Regions from separate parts of the Homo sapiens genome. Here region 2 is linked to region 1. The links are chromatin loops, found by intact Hi-C in ENCODE. Cell type or tissue: mammary epithelial cell. All regions are shown on one strand.

The links. A loop is a pair of places that touch in the nucleus more often than their neighbours do. Peaks named below come from ENCODE experiments on the same cell type or tissue, not always from the same donor. Only the 100,000 strongest peaks of a DNase experiment are listed, where the experiment ranks them.
Region 2: it touches region 1 in a loop (8-fold over the local background); 5 of 110 quality-filtered maps call a loop at or near these places.

The regions. Positions count from the first base shown.
Region 1 is chr14:103,806,363-103,811,362 of GRCh38, forward strand. All of the region lies in intron 1 of PPP1R13B (protein phosphatase 1 regulatory subunit 13B), which reads right to left. Among named protein-coding and RNA genes, the nearest start is that of PPP1R13B, 39 kb to the right of the region's middle. RefSeq lists an enhancer at 531-630. In mammary epithelial cell, a CTCF peak has its summit at 2,237 (motif pointing right); a DNase peak (open chromatin) is centred at 2,229.
Region 2 is chr14:103,569,826-103,574,825 of GRCh38, forward strand. It overlaps COA8 (cytochrome c oxidase assembly factor 8), which reads left to right. Exons shown (of 5, transcript NM_001370595.2): 2 at 1,798-1,995; 3 at 4,282-4,345. Among named protein-coding and RNA genes, the nearest start is that of COA8, 9.4 kb to the left of the region's middle. In mammary epithelial cell, a CTCF peak has its summit at 2,364 (motif pointing right); a DNase peak (open chromatin) is centred at 2,386.

The DNA.
Region 1 (5,000 bases):
AGGGATAACAAAAAATAACTGAAGAGAAATAAGGTGATAAAAGCTATACTAAATTTTAGTAACTTGCAATAACTCACTTGGTAGGTTATGAGTAAATAGCTCATAAAAGCCACAGAAAGGATCAGTTGGGGTGAGGGTGGGTGAACACCAGGAAGACCCCTTTAGCTTTCCAGCAGGCCACGCACCCCAAAATGAGAATTGATGCTAAGGTCCCTTCTGGCCCTGATTGCAACTCAGTTCACCAATTTAAAATCTCAGAAACATTAGAGCTGTAAGGAAAACTAAGTCTAAGCCATCACCCTAAATGCTTCATCTCACTTTCCTCAATTAGCCTCTCAAAGACTGAAAAACACACCTGGGAGTTGCTGTCATCCACACAGAAAAAGGAGAATAAAATAAAGGATTGGCTCAACTCCCTTCTCTCTCATACTCCACAAACAATCCATTAGCAAGACTGTCAACCTCGTACCCAGAAACTGATAACTCGTCTCCCTGGCTACTACCCAAGCCCGAGCCACCACCACCTCTCAGAAAGGATGTCTGCAAGAGCAAACTCATTCATCTGTTTCCACTCTCACCCTTCAGATACATCACTTCATTCAAAACCTTCCCGTGGTTTCCTCTCTGAGAATAAATTTCAAAGTCCTAACTATTGTCTAAGAGGCCCTGCAAGACCTGCAACACACACATGCATACCTCTCTGATCTCAGTGCTTACCACACTCTTCATCCCTTCTGCCTCCCTCAACAGGGCAAGCCAACTCCTGCCTCAGGGGCTTTGCACTTGCTATTCTCTGCATAGACCGCTTCACTCAGCTACTGACATTGTATTACCCTCTTCTTTCAGGCCTCTGCTGGAATGGTGTCTTAGCAAGGAAGCTTTCCTTAACCGAGAGTCTACCTAAAATAGCACTACTCCATCCCTCTGTCCTCCTACCCTGGTTTATGTATTTCTGCTTAGCACTCAACCACCACCTGATCTATGTATATATTTGTTTATCCTCTGTCTGTTGTCACTAGAACACATAAGCTTCTTGAGAGCAGAGTTTCAGTTAATTACCTGCTGTGTCAGTAGTGCCTGAAGCAGTGCCTGGCACGTAAGAAGCACTCAATAAACTCCCCCAATTATACGTAAAATGTCCCTTTTTTTTGAGACAGAGTATCACGCTGTTGCCCAGGCTGGACTGCAGTGGCGCGATCTCGGCTCACTGCAAGCTCTGCCTTCCGGGTTCACGCCATTCTCCTGCCTCAGCCTCCCAAGTAGCTAGGACAAAAAGTGCCTGCCACCACGCCCGGCTAATTTTTTGTATTTTTAGAAGAGACGGGGTTTCACCATGTTAGCCAGGATGGTCTCGATCTCCTGACCGTGTGATCCATCCACCTTGGCCTCCCAAAGTGCTGGGATTATAGGCGTGAGGCACCACACCTGGCCACGAAATGTCTTTTTATAGTAGGTTTCTTGAATCATGACAGGTAGGTGTTTGCCTGTTTTCTCATCTTCAAGTTCTCTGTAGAAAAGACAATATTTTACCCCTCTAATCACTGAATTAGTCCACATCAAAGAGAAGAAAAATATTCTTAAAAAAAGTTAGTGTAAGGCTGGGCACAGTGGCTCATGCCTATAATCCCAGCACTTTGGGAGACCAAGGTAGACAGATCATTTGAGGTCAGGAGTTCGAGACCAGCCTGGCCAACATGGCGAAACCCCATCTCTACTAAAAATACAAAAAAAAATTAGCTGGGCGTGGTGGCACCTGCCTATAATCCCAGCTACTCAGAGGCTGAGACAGTGGAATCCCTTGAACCCAGGAGGCAGAGGTTGCAGTGAGCCAAGATCACGCCACTGCACGCCAGCCCGGGCGACAGTGACTCTATCTCAAAAAAAAAAAAAAAATTAGTGTGAAAGTCAGGAGCCTTGAACATAACTATGTGGTATTCGGCAGATTTCACTCAAACCTAGAGAAACAATGGATGTCCCTTGCTCTAAAGCAGGGGTGTCCCAACTTTGGGCTTCCCTGGGCCACACTGGAGAATTGTCTTGGGCTACACATAAAATACACTAACACTAATGATAGCCAATGAGTTAGAAAAAAAGATCATTAAAAAACATATATATATCATGATGTTTTAAGAAAGTTTACTAATTTGTGTTGGGCTGCATTCAAAGCTGTCCTGGGCCTCCTGTGGCCCGGTGCCATGGGTTGGACAAGCTTGAGCTAAAGCTTCTTTCCACAAGGTGGCACTGCAGGGTAACGGGGGTGAGTTCAGCACTACCCCCTTCCCCTGACACAAATTTTAGGGATGAAGAATTAACTCCAAGGAAAATAAAGGTACAGTTTAGTAAGATCATATTAAGTTCAATTTCCATAATTAGGGCTTGTATTATTTTGGAAAAGGAATAAAATTAACCTTAGAGCAATGAAAATTTTTTTCTAAATAAATAAGACTGTAGAAGTACATATTTAACCCTCTTACGAAGGCAGAGACAGCTATACACCCATTTTTTTTAATGTTTCTTTTTTTTAGAGACAGGATCTTGCTCTGCTGCCCAGGCTGAGCGCAGCAGCACCAATCCTAGCTCACTGCACCCTCGAACTCCTAGGCTCAAGTGATCCTCCCTCGCCTCAACTTTCAAGTAGCTGAGACTGTAAAAGCGCACCACAGCTAATTTTTTTTATTTTTTGTAGAGATGGGGTCTATGCCCAGGCTGGTCTCTAACTCCTGGGCTCAATTATCCTCCCGCCTTGGCCTCCCAAAGTGCTGGGATTACAGGCATGAGCCACCATGCTCAGCCTAGACATATTTAAATATCTGAGTAGCATCTACTCAAAGTTAAATAGCCACTACAATAGATCTCAATAACCTTATCAATTCTGTTGAGTTCTAATCACTGTTTTACTTGCGTTAATAATTTCACATTTTAAATTACATTATACAGTATTCCTGGGAATACAAAATAGACACCTTAGCTTCTATTTGCATTATTTACTTAGTATATAGTCCCTTCAGTATTTAAAAGCATAACGCATTTTGAGAGAACCTATCTTAAACCTTGTAGAAATGTGAAATTCATACAGCTTTCCATAATACCAAGATGTGTCATGACTACAGGATATAGAGGTGATACAGCTGACCACATTTATTCTATCCACTAAAACTTAAAGAATACTCTAGAATAGGTTGGGTGTGGCGGCTCACACCTGTATGCCAGCACTTTGGGAGGTTGAGGTGGGCAGGCTGCTCGAGCTCAGGAGCTCGAGATCAGCCTGGGCAACATGGCGAAACCCTATCTCTACAAAAAGCACAAAAAATTAGCCAGGCATGGTAGTATATGCCAGTAGTCCCAGACACGTGGGGGGCTGAGGCAGGGAGGATCACTTGAGCCCAGGAGGTCAAGGCTGCAGTGAGCTATGATCAAACCACTGCACTCCAGCCTGGGTGACAAAGTGAAACTCTTGTCTCAAAATTATTATTATTATTTTTGAGACAGAGTCTCGCTCTGTCGCCCAGGCTGGAGTGCAGTGGCACGATCTCGGCTCACTGCAACCTCTGCCTCCCGGGTTCAAGTGATTCTCCTGCCTCAGCCTCCCTAGTAGCTGGGACTAGAGGCATGCGCCACCATGCCTGGCTAATTTTTGTATTTTTAGTAGAGACGGGGTTTCACCATGTTGGCCAGATGGTCTTGATCTCTTGACCTTGTGATCTGCCCGCCTTGGCCTCCCAAAGTGCTGGAATTACAAGTGTGAGCCACCGCGCCCAGCTGTCTCAAAATTTTAAAAAGGCCAGGCGTGGAGGCTCATGCCTTTAATCCCAGCACTTTCGGAGGCTGAGGCAGGTGGATCATGAGGTCTGAAGTTCGAAACCAGCCTGGCCAACATGGTGAAACCCCATCTCTACCAAAAATACAAAAATTAGCCCGACGTGGTGGCACATGCCTATAATCCCGGCTACTCAGGAGGCTGAGACAGGAGAATCGTTTGAACCCAGGAGGCAGAGGTTGCAGTGAGCCAAGTGACAGAGTGAGACTTCCTCTCAAAAATAATAAAAAATTAAAATTAGAAAATAATACTCTAGAATAAAGAACAGTATCAATTCTGACACCACTGTTCATCAATATTGAAAATTACTTTGGCTGGGCGTGGTGGCTCATGCCTGTAATCCCAGCACTTTGGGAGGCCAAGGCAGGCGGATCATGAGGTCAGGAGATTAAGACCATCCTGGCTAACACAGTGAAACTCGTCTCTACTAAAAATACAAAACATTAGCTGGGCGTGGTGGTGGGCGCCTGTAGTCCCAGCTACTCGGGAGGCTGAGGCAGGAGTATGGCGTGACCCGGGAGGTGGCGCTTGCAGTGAGCCGAGATCGCACCACTGCACTCCAGCCTGGATGACAGAGCGAGACTCCATCTCAAAAAAGAAAAAAAAAAATTGAAAGTGACTGCTTGAGGCTAGGTGTGGTGGCTCGTGCTTGTAATCCCAGCACTTTGGGAAGCTGAGCCCGGTGGATCACTTGAGGTCAGGAGTTCAAGACCAGCCTGGGCAACATGGTGAAGCCCCGTCTCTACTAAAAAAAAAAAAAAAATTAGCCGGGCATGGCAGTGCGTGCCTGTAATTCCACCTAACTCAGGAGGCTGAAGCAGGAGAATTGCTTAAACCCGGGAGGCAGAGGTTGCAGTAAGCTGAGATTATGCCACACTGCACTCCAGCCTAGAGGACAGCGTGAGACTCCTCCTCAAAAAAAAAAAAAAAAAAAAAAAAAGACAAAGAAAATTACTGCTTGAAATAATGGTTGCTTTACTAATGTTGATCACGTGAATATTATGGAAGCAGAACAAACACTGAATTTTAAACCACAGACTATGACCTCTTAGTGGGCTCTAAAATCAATTAGTGCCTCAGGACCAGTTTTGTTTTTTAATGAACTAGAACAGAACAATATATAACAGTTATTAAGAGAATGAAAAGACAAGCCACAGACTGGGAGAAAATATCTGCAAAGTAC
Region 2 (5,000 bases), 240 kb before region 1:
ACATTTGTAGAAATCTAGGTTTTGGTTTTTTGTTTGTTTGTTTTTTTTTGAGACGGAGTCTCGCTCTGTCGCCCAGGCTGGAATGCAGTGGTGCGATCTCGGCTCACTGCAACCTCTGCCTCCCAGGTTCAAGCAATTCTCCTGGCTCAGCCTCTCATATAGCTGGGACTACAGGTGCCGGCCACCACGCATGGCTAATTTTTGTATTTTTAGTAGAGATGGGGTTTCACCATGTTGGTCAGGCTGGTCTCGAACTCCCGACCTTAGGTGATCCACCCACCTCAGCCTCCCAAAGTGCTGGGATTACAGGCGTGAGCCACCGCACCTGGCTAGAAATGTAGGTTTTATTTTTTTAATGGGATATTTGGTGATTGTATATAGTTTTTAGACTGATGGGTAAAATGTTGAAGGTCTGTATTGCAATCCTGCCTTTACTTTCTAAAAAGGATTCCTAAATTGATCCAGCATCAAATCAGTGTATTTTAACCCTGACGATGAGCAGTATAGTTTCAGGTCTTGAATAGCAGGGTCCCCCCACTATAACTCCCTGACAGTTCTTCTTGCCCATTGCACAAACAAAACCAGTTCATGGAGACCATGGCATTGCAGTAAAGAAAGAGTTTAGGGCCAGGCACGGTGGCTCACGCCTGTAATCCCAGCACTTTGGGAGGCTGAGGCAGGCAGATCACCTGAGGTCAGGAGTTCAAGATCAGCCTGGTCAACATGGTGAAACCCCATCTCTACTAAAAATGCAAAAATTAGCCGGGCGTGGTGGCATATGCCTATAATCCCAGCTACTCAGGAGGCTGAGGCAGGAGAATCGCTTGAACCCGGGAGGCGGAGGTTGCAGTGAGCCAAGATCACACCACTGCACTCTAGCCTGGGCGATAGAGCGAGACTCCATCTCAAAAAAAAGAAAGAGTTTAATTGATGTGAGGCCAGCCATGCTACATGGAAGAGTTATTACTCAAATCAGTCTCTCCTCGCATCTGGGGGCTAGATTTTTTCAAAAATAGTTTGGAGGAAGGGGTGGAGGTGGCTAGGCAATGGGTGCTTGCTGCCGATTGGTCTGGGTGCAATCACAGGGGTGTGGGACTCATCCTCCTGCATGCCGAGTGGCTTCTGGGCGGGTCCAGGAGGAGCCATCACGTTGGACTTGCAAAAAACCTGAAAAGATATCTCAAAAAGCCAATCTTAGGTTCTGCAATAGAGATGCAGGAGTAATTGGAGAAGTTGCAGATCTTGTGACCTCTGGAATGATGGCTGGCACCTTACCAGAATTCAGACTCCTCACCTCCTCCTAGCCTGGTAGGGTCTCTCATTAGCTTAAGAAAGCTTAGCTCCATCCTGGCTAACAGGGTGAAACCCCATCTCCACTAAAAAATACAAAAAAATTAGCCGGGCGTGGTGATGGGCGCCTGTAGTCCCAGCTACTTGGGAGGCTGAGGCAGGAGAATGGCGTGAACCTGGGAGGCGGAGCTTGCAGTGAGCCGAGATCTCGCCACTGCCCTCCAGCCTGAGCGACAGAGTGAGACTCTGTCTCAAAAAAAAAAAAGAAAGCTTAGCAAAGGTGGTTGAGTTTCGGGAAAGGGCTGTTATTATTTAAACCAGAAACTAGGCCCTGTGTGGTGGCTCCTACTTGTAATCCCAGCACTTTGGCTGAGATCACGCCACTACACTCCAGTCTGGCAACAGAGCGAGACTCCGTCTCTAAGTAAATAAATAAATCCAGATTGTACATTTTATAATACTAGAGATTCATTTTGTCATATGTTAATCCAATTTACTTTGTTAAAGGTCTCAAGATTCTGCCCTCCAAGAAAGTCTTGCCATGATTGGATAGGACCCCCAGATAAATATTCAAACCTTCGACCTGTTCACTTTTACATACCTGAAAATGAATCTCCATTGGAACAAAAGCTTAGAAAATTAAGACAAGAAACACAAGAATGGAATCAACAGTTCTGGGCAAACCAGAATTTGACTTTTAGTAAGGTAAGTTTAAGTTTTAGATCAGAACGGAAGGGTGCGGTGGCTCACGCCTGTAATCCCAGCACTTCGGGATGCCGAGGTGGGCAGATCACGAGGTCAGGAGATCGAGACCATCCTGGCTAACACGGTGAAACCCTGTCTCTACTAAAAATACAAAAAATTAGCCCGGCGTGGTGGCGGGCGCCTGTAGTTCCAGCTACTCGGGAGGCTGAGGCAGGAGAATGGCGTGAACCCGGGAGGCAGAGCTTGCAGTGAGCGGAGATTGCGCCACTGCACTCCAGCCTGGGTGACAGAGCCAGACTCGTCTCAAAAAAAAAAAAAGAAAAAAAAGTTTTAGATCAGAATGAGAAATAACACAGTTGGCCACTTGAGGGTGCTAGGTGTTTAGTATATTGCTTTGCTATTTGTTACGTGGTAGTACTGGGTCTCAGTCCATCCCCCGCACTGTATGTACATATATGCATATAGTTTTAAAAACTAATATGTAACTGTATATAAGAAATGGTCATTCGTAGAACCACAGATCTTGAGACTTTGAAGGATGCAATGTGTGAGCAGCAGAGCCAGAACTAGAAGTACATGTTTTACACACATAGGTGTGTGTGTTTATCTTTATGAGAATACCGGTTTTTTTAGGTGGGGCATGATGGCTCTGCAATCCCAGCACTTTGGGAGGCTGAGAGGGGTGGATCACTTGAAGCCAGGAGTTTGAGAGCAGCCTGGCCAACGTAGCGAAACCTTATCTCTACTAAAAATATAAAAATGAGCCAGGTGTGGTGGCATATGCCTGTGATCCCCATGACTTGGGAGGCTGAGGCACAAGAATTGCTTGAACCCAGGAGGCGGAGGTTGCAATGAGCCGAGAGCGCGCCATTGCACTCCAGTCTGGGTGACAGGAGTGAGACCCTCAAAAAGAAACCCGTTTTTGTGATGTGTTGTCATTCTTCCTGAGAATTCAAAAAAAAAAAAATTTTTTTCTTTTTTGAGACGGAGTCTCGCTCTGTCACCAAGCTGGAGTGCAGTGGTGCGATCTCAGCTTACTGCACCCTCCACCTCCCAGGTTCAGGTGATTCTCTTGCCTCACCCTCCCGAGTAGCTGGGATTACAGGCACACACCTCCGTGCCCAGCTAATTTTTGTACTTTTAGTGGAGATGGGATTTCACTCTGTTGGCCAGGATGGTCTTGATCTCCTGACCTCGTGATCCGCCCACCTCGGCCTCCCAAAGTGTTGGGATTACAAGCATAAGCCACCATGCCCAGCAGAGAATTCAAAATTCTTAACAGGATACTTATAAATAAACTGTGTAAGAAAGAAGTATAAATAGTCTAAACCAGAAGAAAAACATTTAACTTTTTTTTTTTTCTTCTGAGATGGAGTTTCACTCCTGTTGCCCAGGCTGGAGTGCAGTGACATGATCTCAGCTCACTGCAACCTCCACCTCCCTGGTTCAAGCGATTCTCCTGCCTCAGCCTCCCAAGTAGCTGGGATTACAGGCGCCCGCCACCACACCCGGCTAATTTTTGTATGTTTAGAAGAGATGGGGTTTCACCACATTGGCCAGGCTGGTCTTGAACCCCTGACCTTCAGGTGATTCGCCTGCCTTGGCCTCCCAAAGTGCTGGGATTACAGGCATGAGCCATCGTGCCCGGCAACATTTAAACTTTGACTTTCCATTTGAGTGGGCTATGTCTGGTGGGGTATATTTATCATATTCTGTGGAGGGTTTTTTTTGTTGTTGTTGTTTTTGTTTTGAGACAGAGTCTCACTCTGTTGTCCAGGCTGGAGTGCAGTGGCGTGATCTCGGCTCACTGCAACCTCCGCCTCCTGGGTTCAAGCAGTTCTCCCGCCTCAGCCTCCTAAGTAGGTGGGATTACAGGTGCCCACCATCACATTGGGCTAATTTTTGTATTTTTAGTAGAGACGGGGTTTCTCCATGTTGGCCAGGCTGGTCTGGAACTCCTGACCTCAGGTGATCCACCCACCTCGTCCTCCCAAAGTGCTGGCATTATGGGTGTGAGCCACTGTGCCTGACCTATTCTGTGGATTTATAAACAAACAGCGTCTCCCAAAGTTTATTGAACATCTTCTCAAATCCTGTTTCAAGCACAAAACTTTTAACCACATTCAGAGGGTTTTAAACGAGCTTTGAGATGGGTCACTAGCTTCTCAGAAAATCCACATCTAAACTTCTCCAGTACACCGTGAGCTGTGCTCTAGCCAAAGAAAAATGGAAAGACAGAGAAAGGAGTTCTGAGAGCCTTTTTTTTTTTTTTTTTTTTTTTTTAAGGAAAAAGAAGAATTTATTCACTCAAGACTAAAAACTAAAGGCCTGGGCCTGAGAACTGAATCAGGTTAGTGTGTTTGTTTGATTGTTTTTTTTGCTTTCTTTGCGTTTGAGCTAGTCCATGAAAAGGGAAAGGAAGGGCGGTGAGAGAGGTGGGGAAGTTCAGGGCGGTCCTTGGCCTGCTTTGGGGCAGTGCTCGGCACACCCCTGTCCAAGTTCTCTTGCACACCCAGTTCCCAGGCATGGCTCTCCAATCTCAGCTCCCTCCTTTCTCTCCGGATTTTAGGTGGTTATGATGGATGACCAACCTCTGACCTTTGACTTTCGTACTGAGGTCTCAGCCTTTGCAGCTTCTCCCTCCAAAGCAGCTTTTCTTCTGATTCCTGATCTCAGTTCAGTGCTCAAAATAGCCTCTCCTTATTTTCTCCTGGTGTCAGTGTTAGGCCTGAATAACATCTCATGCTGTTCGTTAAACAGATGTCTGCTGCCAAAAAGTTGTTCTGATAGAAAATCCAAAATCATCGACCCCAAAAGCCAAGTCTGTCATTGGGCTAAAGTGCCATTCCTACTAATCCTTTGCCTCACCTGATTCATTTGGAATAAAGGGCCAGGAGCTTGAGTCACCCCCATGCCAGGACCTCTGTTGCTATTTGCTGGCTGCTGGAGAGGTGGGGTCTTGCGGGCCCTGGAGAGGTGGGGTCTTGTGGGGCAGAGCTGGAGCA